Linked DNA regions of Mus musculus: region 1 is linked to region 2. A link is a loop called in an ENCODE intact Hi-C map of the cell type or tissue named here. Cell type or tissue: heart. All regions are shown on one strand. Links, peaks and the distances in the headings refer to the core of each region. The heading gives the core; the rest is flanking DNA.

The links. Peaks named below come from ENCODE experiments on the same cell type or tissue, not always from the same donor. Only the 100,000 strongest peaks of a DNase experiment are listed, where the experiment ranks them.
Region 1: a loop joins it to region 2, with 3 times the contacts of the local background. A loop is called at or near these places in 2 of 42 quality-filtered maps.

The regions. Positions count from the first base shown.
Region 1 is chr5:23,786,966-23,792,383 of GRCm38, reverse strand. It overlaps Rint1 (RAD50 interactor 1), which reads right to left and starts at 4,673. Exons shown (of 15, transcript NM_177323.4): 1 at 4,502-4,673; 2 at 4,049-4,094. The coding sequence starts at 4,543. In heart, for the core only: a CTCF peak has its summit at 3,243 (motif pointing left); a DNase peak (open chromatin) is centred at 4,723; H3K4me3 peaks cover 1,620 bases; H3K27ac peaks cover 1,483 bases.
Region 2 is chr5:22,548,141-22,553,558 of GRCm38, reverse strand. It overlaps Orc5 (origin recognition complex, subunit 5), which reads left to right and starts at 3,221. Exons shown (of 14, transcript NM_011959.3): 1 at 3,221-3,367. The coding sequence starts at 3,296. It overlaps 6030443J06Rik (RIKEN cDNA 6030443J06 gene), which reads right to left and starts at 3,146. Exons shown (of 3, transcript NR_102315.1): 1 at 3,087-3,146. In heart, for the core only: a CTCF peak has its summit at 3,130; a DNase peak (open chromatin) is centred at 3,178; H3K4me3 peaks cover 2,011 bases; H3K27ac peaks cover 1,637 bases.

The sequences.
Region 1 (5,418 bases), core at 242-5,241, 1.2 Mb before region 2:
GATGGCTCAGCAGGCAAAGTGCATTTCAAATAGTACAACCTGATTTCATCCAGAACCCATATAAAGGGTTAAATAAAAATAAATATAAATCAGAATTGACTTCACAAAGTTGTCTTTTCATCTCCACAATCACGCCATGGCAGGCACACACCCCCACACACAATACATACATACATACATACATACATACATACATACATACATACATACATACATTCATACATACATACATACAAACCAAACAACAGAAACACTACAAGGCCAGCAGGATGGCTCATTTGGTACAGGAGTTGCTGAAAAGCCTGATGCCCTGAATTCAACCCCTGGAACTCGCAGTGTAGAAACAACTTCTGCAAACTGTGTGTCCTGAGATGTGCACACACACACACATGTGTACACACACAGACACAAAGTGTAAAACAAATGCATACCATCTGTCTGCTGCTGGGTATTCCTTCTCTCTCTTCTCCTTGCTCCAGAAAACATTCTTTTCCCTTTGTTCTATTTAATTTACATGAATTAAAATATTTTGGTGCTGAGGGTGTAGCTCAGTGATAGTGTGCTTACCCACCCTAAGCAAAAACCCACATTTAATTCTCAGTTCTACAAAAATAATGAATCAATAAAGACACACTGGCCAGCAACATGGCTCAGCAGGTAAAGGCACTTTCCATCACGGCTGATGTCCTAAGTCTGAGCTCAAGACACACATGGTGGAAGACCAGAGCTAACTCACAAGTCCTCTGATCTCCACACATACACTATGGCATGCAAACACACACACACATACACAAAAATAAAATGAAATAAAAAACTTTATTTAGAAAGAAGAATTAGAAGATTGTTTGCAGACATGAAGAGCAAGAGGCCACTGGTAGGAGAAATAAAACAAGGCTAAGTCTCAACTTCCAAACTACTAAATAAATAATAATGCCTGCCTCAGCCTATAAAGATTAAAAAATGAAACTAAAGTTCATGCTTTCAGACCAAAACTCTATTGTCTACTTTATATATTAACAGAATTGGTTTTTCTGTATCTAAATTTTAATAATATCTGACATAGATGGGAAGTTCAGGGTCATCTTCAGCTACATAGAAAGTTTAAAACCAGCCTGGGGTACACAAGACACAGTGTCTCAAAACACAGAATAATCCAACTGCACTCACGTCCTGATAAGAAGATAATCTTTAGAATCATCCATAAAGCCAGTAAGTTGTGGTGTGTATCCACAGACTTGAGCTCTGTATCTGAGGCGGCTAATGCTACCTTCACTTGAAACAAAACCCACACGCACCACATGTAACTATTTAAAGGTGCGTACTACATTCTGAAGCATGTGAGATCCTTCAAAACTATACAGAGATTTTTTATTACCTATTTCTGTCTGTTCATTTGCTTTTGAGAAAGATCTCATGTATCCCAAGCTGGTCTCAAACTTGCCATGTGGTAGTCAAGGATGACTTTAATGTCAATTTCTAATCCTCCTGCCTCCACCTCTTGGGTGCTGGGATTACAGTCATGCACCATCATACTTAATTTTATCTGTTGTTTCTTTTTTTTTTTAAAGATTGATCGATTGACTGATTGATTATATATAAGTACCCTGTAGCTGTCTTTAGACATACCAGAAGAGGGCATCAGATGGTTGTGAGGGCATCAGATGGTTGTGAGCCACCATGTGGTTGCTGGGATTTGAACTCATGACCCCTGGAAGAGCAGTCAGTGCTCTTAACCGCTGAGCCACCTCTCCAGCCCTTATCTGTTGTTTCTTAAGACAGGCTGGAGAAATAACAGCTCTTGTCGATTTTGTAGAGGACCAGGGTTGGATTCCCAGAGCTCATATGTGAGTAGCCTAGAACCGTCTGTAGTTCCAGTTCCAAGTAGGCTGAAGCTGAAGCCCTCTTCTGGCCTTCCGTGGCACCAGACATGCATAGTCACAGACATCTAAATTTTAAAAGCACAAGTCTAGGCTTCACTATTCTTGCCCATAACTTTAAAAAAAAAGAGCTAAAAACCAAATACACTAATATTTGTGTACAATATTTTAGATACACTATAATTCTGTGACCTAACCTGATCTCCATATCATGGTAATCCTCCTGCCTCAGCCTCCTAAGGGCTGGGATTTCAGAAGTGAGCCACACCTGGCTTGGCAGATTTTTATGTCTCTTCCCTTTCATTTTTTATAAAGAGCCTGCACACTGTCGCACAGCAGTTAACTGAGCCACTGAAGACACGGACAAAGTCCTTAACGAAGTAGTTTGCACCTGACGCTCTAAAATGACAATTCGGCTGATGTCAAGAGTCAAGGCATCTGGGCAGACAAAAGTAGAGAAAGTTTGTTTGCATTTTTTGGTTTGTTTCCTTGTTTGTTTGTTTGTTGTTTTGTTTTGTTCTGCTTTTCCCCTTTTGGTTTACAAATGGGCTGGCAGGTATTTCCTAAACTTTTGAGATTTTATGTGTGTAGGTGTTATATGTATGTCTGTTTACCACATTAGTCAACGTACATAGAGGCCAGAAGAGAGCATTGAATCTCCTAGAACTATAGTTACAAGCAGTTGTTAGCCACACTGTAGGTGAAGTCAGCTCCTCTGAAGAATATCAAATTCTCTTAACTGCTAAGCCCATTCTGTCTGCTGCTTTGTTTGTTTGGTGGTGTAGGGCTCAAGTTCAAACCCAGGGCTCCCAAAGTTCTAGGCAAGAAAGAGCTCTGGCACTTTAACTTCCCAGGCCACTTCAGGCTTTGGGTTTTGTTTTGTTTTATTTTTTTTAATTATTATTTATTTGTTTAAGGATTTGTTCATTTGATTTATGTGCACAGGTGTTTGCTTCCGTGAGTTTATGTGTACCATGTGTGAGCAAGAGCCCTGGGATGGCAGGACTGTACATTTAGACTTCTAAGACTGAAGTACTGAGCTGTCACGTGGGTTCCAGGAACTGAACCCAGGTCCCCTGTAACAGCAGCAAGCACTCTTAAGCACCAAGCCATCTTTCAAGCTTATCAGAAGCCAACAGTAAGAGCAAACTTCCTCCTGGGAGCCACATGGAAATGTGGGCACCCTTTCTCTTACTGTCAAGGTCACTGAGCTTAACTGTTAACATAAGGGCTTTTTAAAAAATACTTCAGGCTGGAGAGATGGCTCAGAGGTTAAGAGCACTGACTGCTCTTCCAAAGGTCCTGAGTTCAGGTCCCATCGACCACATGCTGGCTCACCATCACCCATGATGAGATTTGACGCCCTCTTGTGGTGTGTCTGAAGACAGCTACAGTGTACATAGATATAATAATAAATAAATCTTTAAAAAATACTTCAAAAGCTCCTAAAGAGGTTGGGCATGTGACATCTGTGAAATAGAAGACTGTGGATCTGGAGTCCAAGGTCATCCTTAGTCACACAAAAGTCTGGGGCGAACCTGGGTTACGCTCCACCTTGGTTAAAGAGAGAGAGAGAGAGAGAGAGATTGAGAGAGAGAGAGAGAGAGAGAGAAACAAAAACAGCCCCTTCAGGGTGCTGGATTCCTAATAACCTGCTACGCTTATCTCAAGTGAAATAACAAATATCCAGGAGTCTGACATAGTTTCCTGTCCTAGGTACTGGGTCTTTTCCATGTCACCTACCCAGACCAAGCCCTGGGACCTAAGGTGTGGGCTACCTGCAGCAAACTGTAATTACTTACTCACTGAAGGCAAAAGTACAATTAACCTATTATCAAACCTCTTCCTAGAACCCAGTAACAGTGACCAGCATAACCCCTCTAAATACCTGATAACGAGCTGACAGTTCATTAAAATGGCAGGTCCCAGTGAAGCCAAACCAGTCACTGTCCTAGGAAGGAGCGTCAATGTGCTCTTTCTATATTTCACAGTCTTAGAGAGACAAAAGTCCACGTGCAAAGATAACTAATATTTATTACTGTTTAAACATTGTACAGAAAGAATACTCCATTGAAAAGATAGCAGACTAAGAAACTCTTTTGCAGACTCTGAAAAGGCGAGCTTCGAAGGGCAGCTAGACAAAAAGAACTAAGGGTTTAAAGCCTGCTTACTTTTCACGTCTGTGTTCTTCGTTTCGTCACCACTCTCGGGGCAGCACTGGCAGAAAAACAGGTGTGGCAAACAAGTTAGACTGAAGTAAGTGGAATTCATACAGCGCTCCGAAAGGTCCCATACTGACGGGCGGAGAGGTCCTAGGCGCCTCTCCCAGGGGCATGCCTGACACTACTGCCACCTTCCCAGAGGTCTGGACCACCTCCCCAGGGTCCGAGTTACTCTGCCCGGGCACCGAGGCCACTTTCCCGCCAACTCTCAAAACTGTCATCTTCTGGGACATCGGACATTGCACTGTGACTACCTCCCCAGGGACTCCCTTGCCTGCTTCCGGCCGTGGGAACCACCGCCAAACCACTTCCAAGGTAACCTGTCCCCGGGGCGGAGGTGGGGTCTGTGCCACCTCGCAGGGTCACCAGCGTCCCTTCCCCGGGTTTCCAGGGACGCCTCACCGGGGCTGCCGGCACTTCGCCGATATCGTCAGCCGCAAGCATCCTGCCTCCGCACGAATTCTGGATTCCATGCACCGCCAGCCCGGCCTGCAGAGTCCGGCTAGGGAACACACAGACTGGGCGACCAGACCAGCCTTCTGGGACGCAGGGTTGAGCGCCACCTCGACTTCCTATCACCGACTCTCTGGTTCCGTTCTCTTGGCCTAGAGAGGCATATCTGCGCGCCGCTGTCCTGTTCTGTGGCGCCCCCTGCTGGTTGGATGTCATGTTGGCCGCTCAGGGAACCTGGCAGCCCTACTGCTTCCCAGGCTGCTGAGTTCTGTGCAGGAGCTCTCTCCACTTCTTTGGAGTTACTAAAAATAAAATTCGGCCCTGGCATGGTGTCTCACACTTGGAATTCCACCGTTTGGGAGGTGAAGGCGGGAAAACCAGTAGTTCAAAGTCAACTCCAGCTACACACTGAATTCAAGGAGGGGAGAGGAAGGAGGGGAGGAGAAAATACTCATGATACCCTTAGGATGGTGAGCCACAAGTCGGGAGCGGAGGCGGGAAGATTGCCACTAGTCCCTGCCAGCTTGCTCTATAAAGTGAATTCGGTATCAGCTAGAACAACACCTATCTCAAAATGGCTCAGCGCATAAAAGCATTTGCCACCAAGACACCGGAGTTCCATACTTGGCCCACGTGGTACTAGGTAGGAGTGTCAAAGTGCTCTTTCTATATTTCACAGTCTTAGAGAGACAAAAGTCTACGTGCAAAGGTAACTAATATTTATTTATTTATTTATTTATTTATTTATTTATTTATTTATTTATTTATTTTTGGTTTTTCGAGACAAGGTTTCTCTGTGTAGCCCTGGCTGTCTTGGAACTCACTCTGTAGACCAGGCTGGCCTCGAACTCAGAAATCCGCCTGCC
Region 2 (5,418 bases), core at 177-5,176:
AGAGAAATAACCATAACAAGATTAGCAATTCTCCTGCCCCCTACCCCACACTGAATTCTGACAAAGACCACAAACCACCCTGATCTTGTTGCGAGAATTCCCCTTATGTTAATAGCTGTGACGTTAATAGCTGATCCATAAGTTCAAAATGTACTATTACTTTGCTGACCAAATCATAATAACCCACCATGGGGGCAAGCAAAGTGAGTCACTAGGCCAAAGGGTTACTTAGTCACTATACAAACCAACCAATGCCTAAAAGGGTTACTTGCTACACCAATGAGAACCATGTTGCTCAAATCTGCCCCTTAAAATGGTATAAAAAGTGTGTTCTTTCTTTGTTCTTGGTCTCTCCTCTGGCCCGCATGCTGAGAGGGGAGTCCCCAACATGTTGGATCAATAAAAATCCTCATGTGTTTTGCTGCGATGGCGGCAGTCTCTGTGGTCCTTGTGAGTAAGGATCTTTTGGAACTACAACAACCCCAACTAACCAGGGCCCCAGGACACCAAGTTCATCCATATGCACCCCAACCAGTTTGAGGAGGTCGCGTGGTTCAGCTGTACCTGCACATCAAGAAGCCTCGCAAGGAGGACCACTACCGCGCTACCAAAGTGGGGTTCTGGCTGGAGCTGGTCCGGCACCTCAGTACCATGATGCTCCCCCCACCCTGGCTCCCGCGCCAGGCCACAAGGTGCCCTGCTGTAAAGTCATCCTCCGCGTTCTCGTCCTCCATCGCTCCGGGTTCAAAACTGCCCAGGTAGGGATGCCTGGCTGGGGATCCCGACCTGGGCCCAGACGGCTCTAGTATGATTACTCAAAGGAGTTGAGCATGAGGATTAACGGTGGGAGCCTTCCTCAACATCTTTGCCTTCGCTACACTCTACTACAAGAAGGACAGTAGTGCCAAGAGATGCACTGCAAGCCGTGCCCTCTCCACCTGACGCCACGCGGGGAACGACATCAAGAGGGCAGACAGGCTGGCGAACTGGGTCACGAGTTCGATTCCCACACCAAAAGCCCCACCGTGGCCCCATCAGGAAAACACCCCAGGACATGAAGAGTTGAGGAAGAGGGCAAAGGAATGTGCAAGACTTGGTGGTGGGCGGTGGATGCCAGAATGAACTGGTTTGAACCAGACTGAACTGGACTTGACCGGTTTGAGCTGGGTTGGAACCAGAGGAACTCATGTCCAAGGAAAAGCCATGGAGTCCTTCCTGGTACTTGGGTTCAGCTACAGATCAAGTGCTTAAACTTTTTTTTCTTTTAGATCAAGTCCAGTCCCAATATGGAGTATGCTTGGCCTCTCAATATGATTGTATATATAAGCAATCCCCAAACTTCTAGCAAAGAACTCCTACAGCTGATCAACAACTTCAGCAAAGTGGCTGGATAAAAAATTAGCTCAAAGAAATCAATAGACTTCCTTTACACAAATGATAAACTGTCTGAGAAAAAAAATAGGGAAACAACACCCTAAAGAAAGAAATTGAAGAAGATATCAGTTAGATGTAAACTCTCCCATGCTCAAGGATAGGCAGGATTAAAATAGTGAAAATGACCATCCTACCGAAGGCAATTTACAGATTCCAACACAATTTTTTATAGACCTTGAACAAGCAATTCTCAACTTCATAAGAAACAAACAAACAAACAAACAAACAAAAACCACAGGAGAGCCAAAACAATCCTGAGCAATGAAAGAACTTCCAGAAGAGTCACAGTCCCTGACCTCAGGCTGTAATAAAGAGCAACAGTGATACAAAACACCTGTGTGATACTGATACAAAAACAGACTCACAGATCAAAGTAAATGAATCAAAGACCCAGAAACAAACTCACATACCTATGAACACTTGATCTTTGAAAAAGAAGCCAAAATTATACAGTGAAAAAGAAAGAAAGAAAGAAAGAAAGAAAGAAAGAAAGAAAGAAAGAAAGAAAGAAAGAAAGCAAGCACCTTCAATAAATGGTGCTGGTCTAACTGGCAGTCTGTATGTAGAAGAATGAAAATAGATCCATATTTATCATCTTGCACAAACCTCAAGTCCAAGTGGATCAAGGATCTCAACATAAAACCGGATACATTGAGTCTAATAGAAGAGAAAGTGGGGAAGAGCCATGAACACGCTGGCATAGGGAAAATGTCCTGAATAGAACACCAGTGGCTCAGGCTCTAAGATCAAATATTGATAAATGGGACCTCATGAAACTGAAAAGCTTCTGTAAGGCAAAGGGCTCTATCAACAGGACCAAACAGCAGCCTACAGATTGGGAAAGGATTGTCACTAACTACTTATGGTAGAGGCTGTGGAGTAAGGGGAATACTTCTTCATTGCAGGTAGTAATTCAAACTTGTACAACCACTTTGGAACCAAAGTGTGTGTGTGTGTGTGTGGTAATTAGATTTCCTCCACAGGCAGTTGTATTGTTCAATAATACATAATGGGCCTCTTTCTAATATGGGTGCCGTGTTTTCCTTGTCTTTTTGCACTGTTTATGAAATCTATGTGTAGCAGACACTGCGTACATTATCTTTTATTCTTAAAAATACTCTACTATAGTCCTTATGTTCTATATAAGGAAGTTTATAAATAAACGGTTCAAAGATTCTCCCAACATCTCAAAATTCAGAAAAAGTTGAGTCAATGTTTCCAGACCAAATTTTTTTTTCAGGACCCAAAGCCCTCTCTTTGGACACGAATTTTCTTATTCCTATACATTCTTTCATTTCAAGGCTTTTCTTCTTCCAGGTGTCCTATAAATGTGCAAGGACAACGTTAATTTTACTGATTACCCTCACTAACACTCGAATACTTCCACATCTAGTTTCAAGCTTGCAAAGACAAACAAATGATTTTATTTAGTTAGTTCCACAGAGTTCCCATTGTCCACTTTCTTGCCAGAGGAAAACCAATTTTTTTTTAAAGAATACTCGTTTCTGTCGGTACTTTTATGTGTGCGGCTTTCTGGAGGGAACTGAAGACACAGAAGGTGGGCGGTGAGGTGCCCCCAGGTCGCCCTTCAGCTTGTGTAAGGGTTTCAGGCTGGAAAGCTCAGGCCAGAGTGGGAAGCGATAACCACTTACCAGTAACCGACCACTGAGCACCGCCGCCTGGAGACTAGAGCGGCCCACGTTGTCGCGCGGCTCCCTGACGTCACTCGACCGCGCTGGCTCCGCCCCCAGCCCAGGCTTCCGGCCGGAAAGCTTGCGGTTGTTCTACGTGAACCACGCCTGAGTGGCGCAGGGCTGACCGGAGGCCAACTGCTCTGCAGTATCAGGTGGTGCCCGCCAAAATGTCTCACTTGGAGAGCATGGTCCTCTGTCGAGAGGCCCAAGTGTCCACTTTGCAGTCCCTGTTTGGAGAGGTATTGTAGTCAGACTGCTTCCCAAATGCCAGAGGCGAATGCGTCCTGGATCCGTTCCGTTTGGGGGGAGTACTGTGTGGATTGCGAGGCGGTAGGCTATCCCCCTTATGTTAAGATGGAGGTGCGGTATGACTGCCCCACACTTACCCAAAGAAACTTCTCAGTCTATTTTAAAGGAGACTGCAGAGGAAGAGCTGGCCTGCTCTACAGGACGTCGGCTAGGAAGTGCTCCTTTTACTTGGACCACACTTTGGAGATTATGTGAGCCCCAAATAGCTACTGCAAGTTGCTGCAGAACAGGGTTTGGGTAGGAAGTCTGTTTGCAGAGTGTTTACTAAACGCCAGTTCGCCCGTTGTAGTGAGGTATAGATTGGGTCAAATACAGAGAGGTGATTGGCTTCAAGGCCAATTAGGGTAACGCTGTGGTTTAGCCTTTAAAATCCTTCAGCTTTTCTAGAATTATAAAAGCCAGGAGAAGTCTCGCTTGGGTTTCTCTCCCTGCCGACCAGATGAGATGATTTAGAGGGGAGAGGTTAGCCTCTGAAGTGAACACAGGCTGAAGTAACATTCATTTCTCTCAGTTGCCTTGCATTGTGCTCATTAATTAGAATTGATTGCACTTGGATCTTATCTGGGAGATGAGCAAATACAAATAGCCATTTAGTCTTCCTTTAGAAATGTACTTTCATCCAGCAGAGTGTCGGATCCAGTGCGTCTGTGGTGGCAGATGAAATAGTCATGGAAAAGTACTTCCCTCCATCTAAAAGGCGTCATGTTAGCAATTCTAGAGGTCAGCTGCATCTGTAGTTCCTAGTTATAATGCTTTCAGTTATAGTTACCTATATTATTGAAATGTATAATTGTTTATGCTCTGTACATTCCTTCATTGGACTTGATAAACCCAGATTATTCTAACCAAAAGTACTCCTCTTTTTTTGAGGAATACTTTATTAGCAAAATAAGATAGGTAGGGCTGATTTAGCAGTGGGTCCCAGAAAAGGCTTCACCTTTGCTCTTATTTAATACTACATCTAACAAAAACAATATTTTTCTTCAAGGAAGTTTGCATGTGGGAAATACAAAGAACCACTATAGCAAATAGCTACAGAAGAAAAAAGAGCTAGCTATGCTCGTAGAAGACTAATTTATATGTTTAGCAAGTGTGTATTTTCTGAGCACTGGCTCTGTGTGTGGCACTGTGCCAGATTCAGTCTTGTGGCACATGTTGGGGAAAAGTTAAGTGACAGTGGAGTCAGAGTTCATTTCAACTCTAGGTGACAATGTGAACGTTGTTTAAAAGGGGAGCATGCTGGTTAGTTTTGCCCTCGTGGGAAGAGAGAACATAACTGAAAACAAATATGCCTCCAACAGATAGTCAGTAGGCAAGTCTGTAGGACATTTTCTTGATTAATGATTGATGTGGGAGGGCCCAGCCCACTGGGAATGGTACAACTCCAGGGAAGAAAGCAAGCTGAGTAAGTCATTAAGACACCTTCCTCCGTGGCCTCTGCTTCAGTTTCTGCTTCTAGGTTCTTGCCTGGAATTCCTGCCCCAACTTTCCTTCATGATGAACTATAACCGTCAAGCTGAAGTAAACCCTTTCCTCCACAGGACGCCTCTGAGCATGCTATTAATCACGGCAATGGAAGCTTGTATGGGCAGGGAATACTGTAGTAGGCTCCAAAGAGTAGATGTATACAAGTGTGATGGGATTCCAGATTTCATCTAGCTTTGGAAAGAAAGAAAAACAAAAAGTCATGAGCTTCCTTTTTGCTTATGAAATGATACCTGAAATTATTTTAAAAATTTATGTCTCCCCAGTAGATGTTTGAAGCCATCAGAGTCTACCCTGTTTGACACTGGTATCTGTGCTGCTCAGTCGCTTATAATTTTATAGGATAATTCCATAAGGGGACACACGTTGAGTTGAATTTAAGTTCAACTTAAAGTATTAGGCACACGCCTTTAATCCCAGCACTCGGGAGGCAGAGGCAGGCGGATATCTGAGTTCGAGGCCAGCCTGGTCTACAAAGTGAGTTCCAGGACAGCCA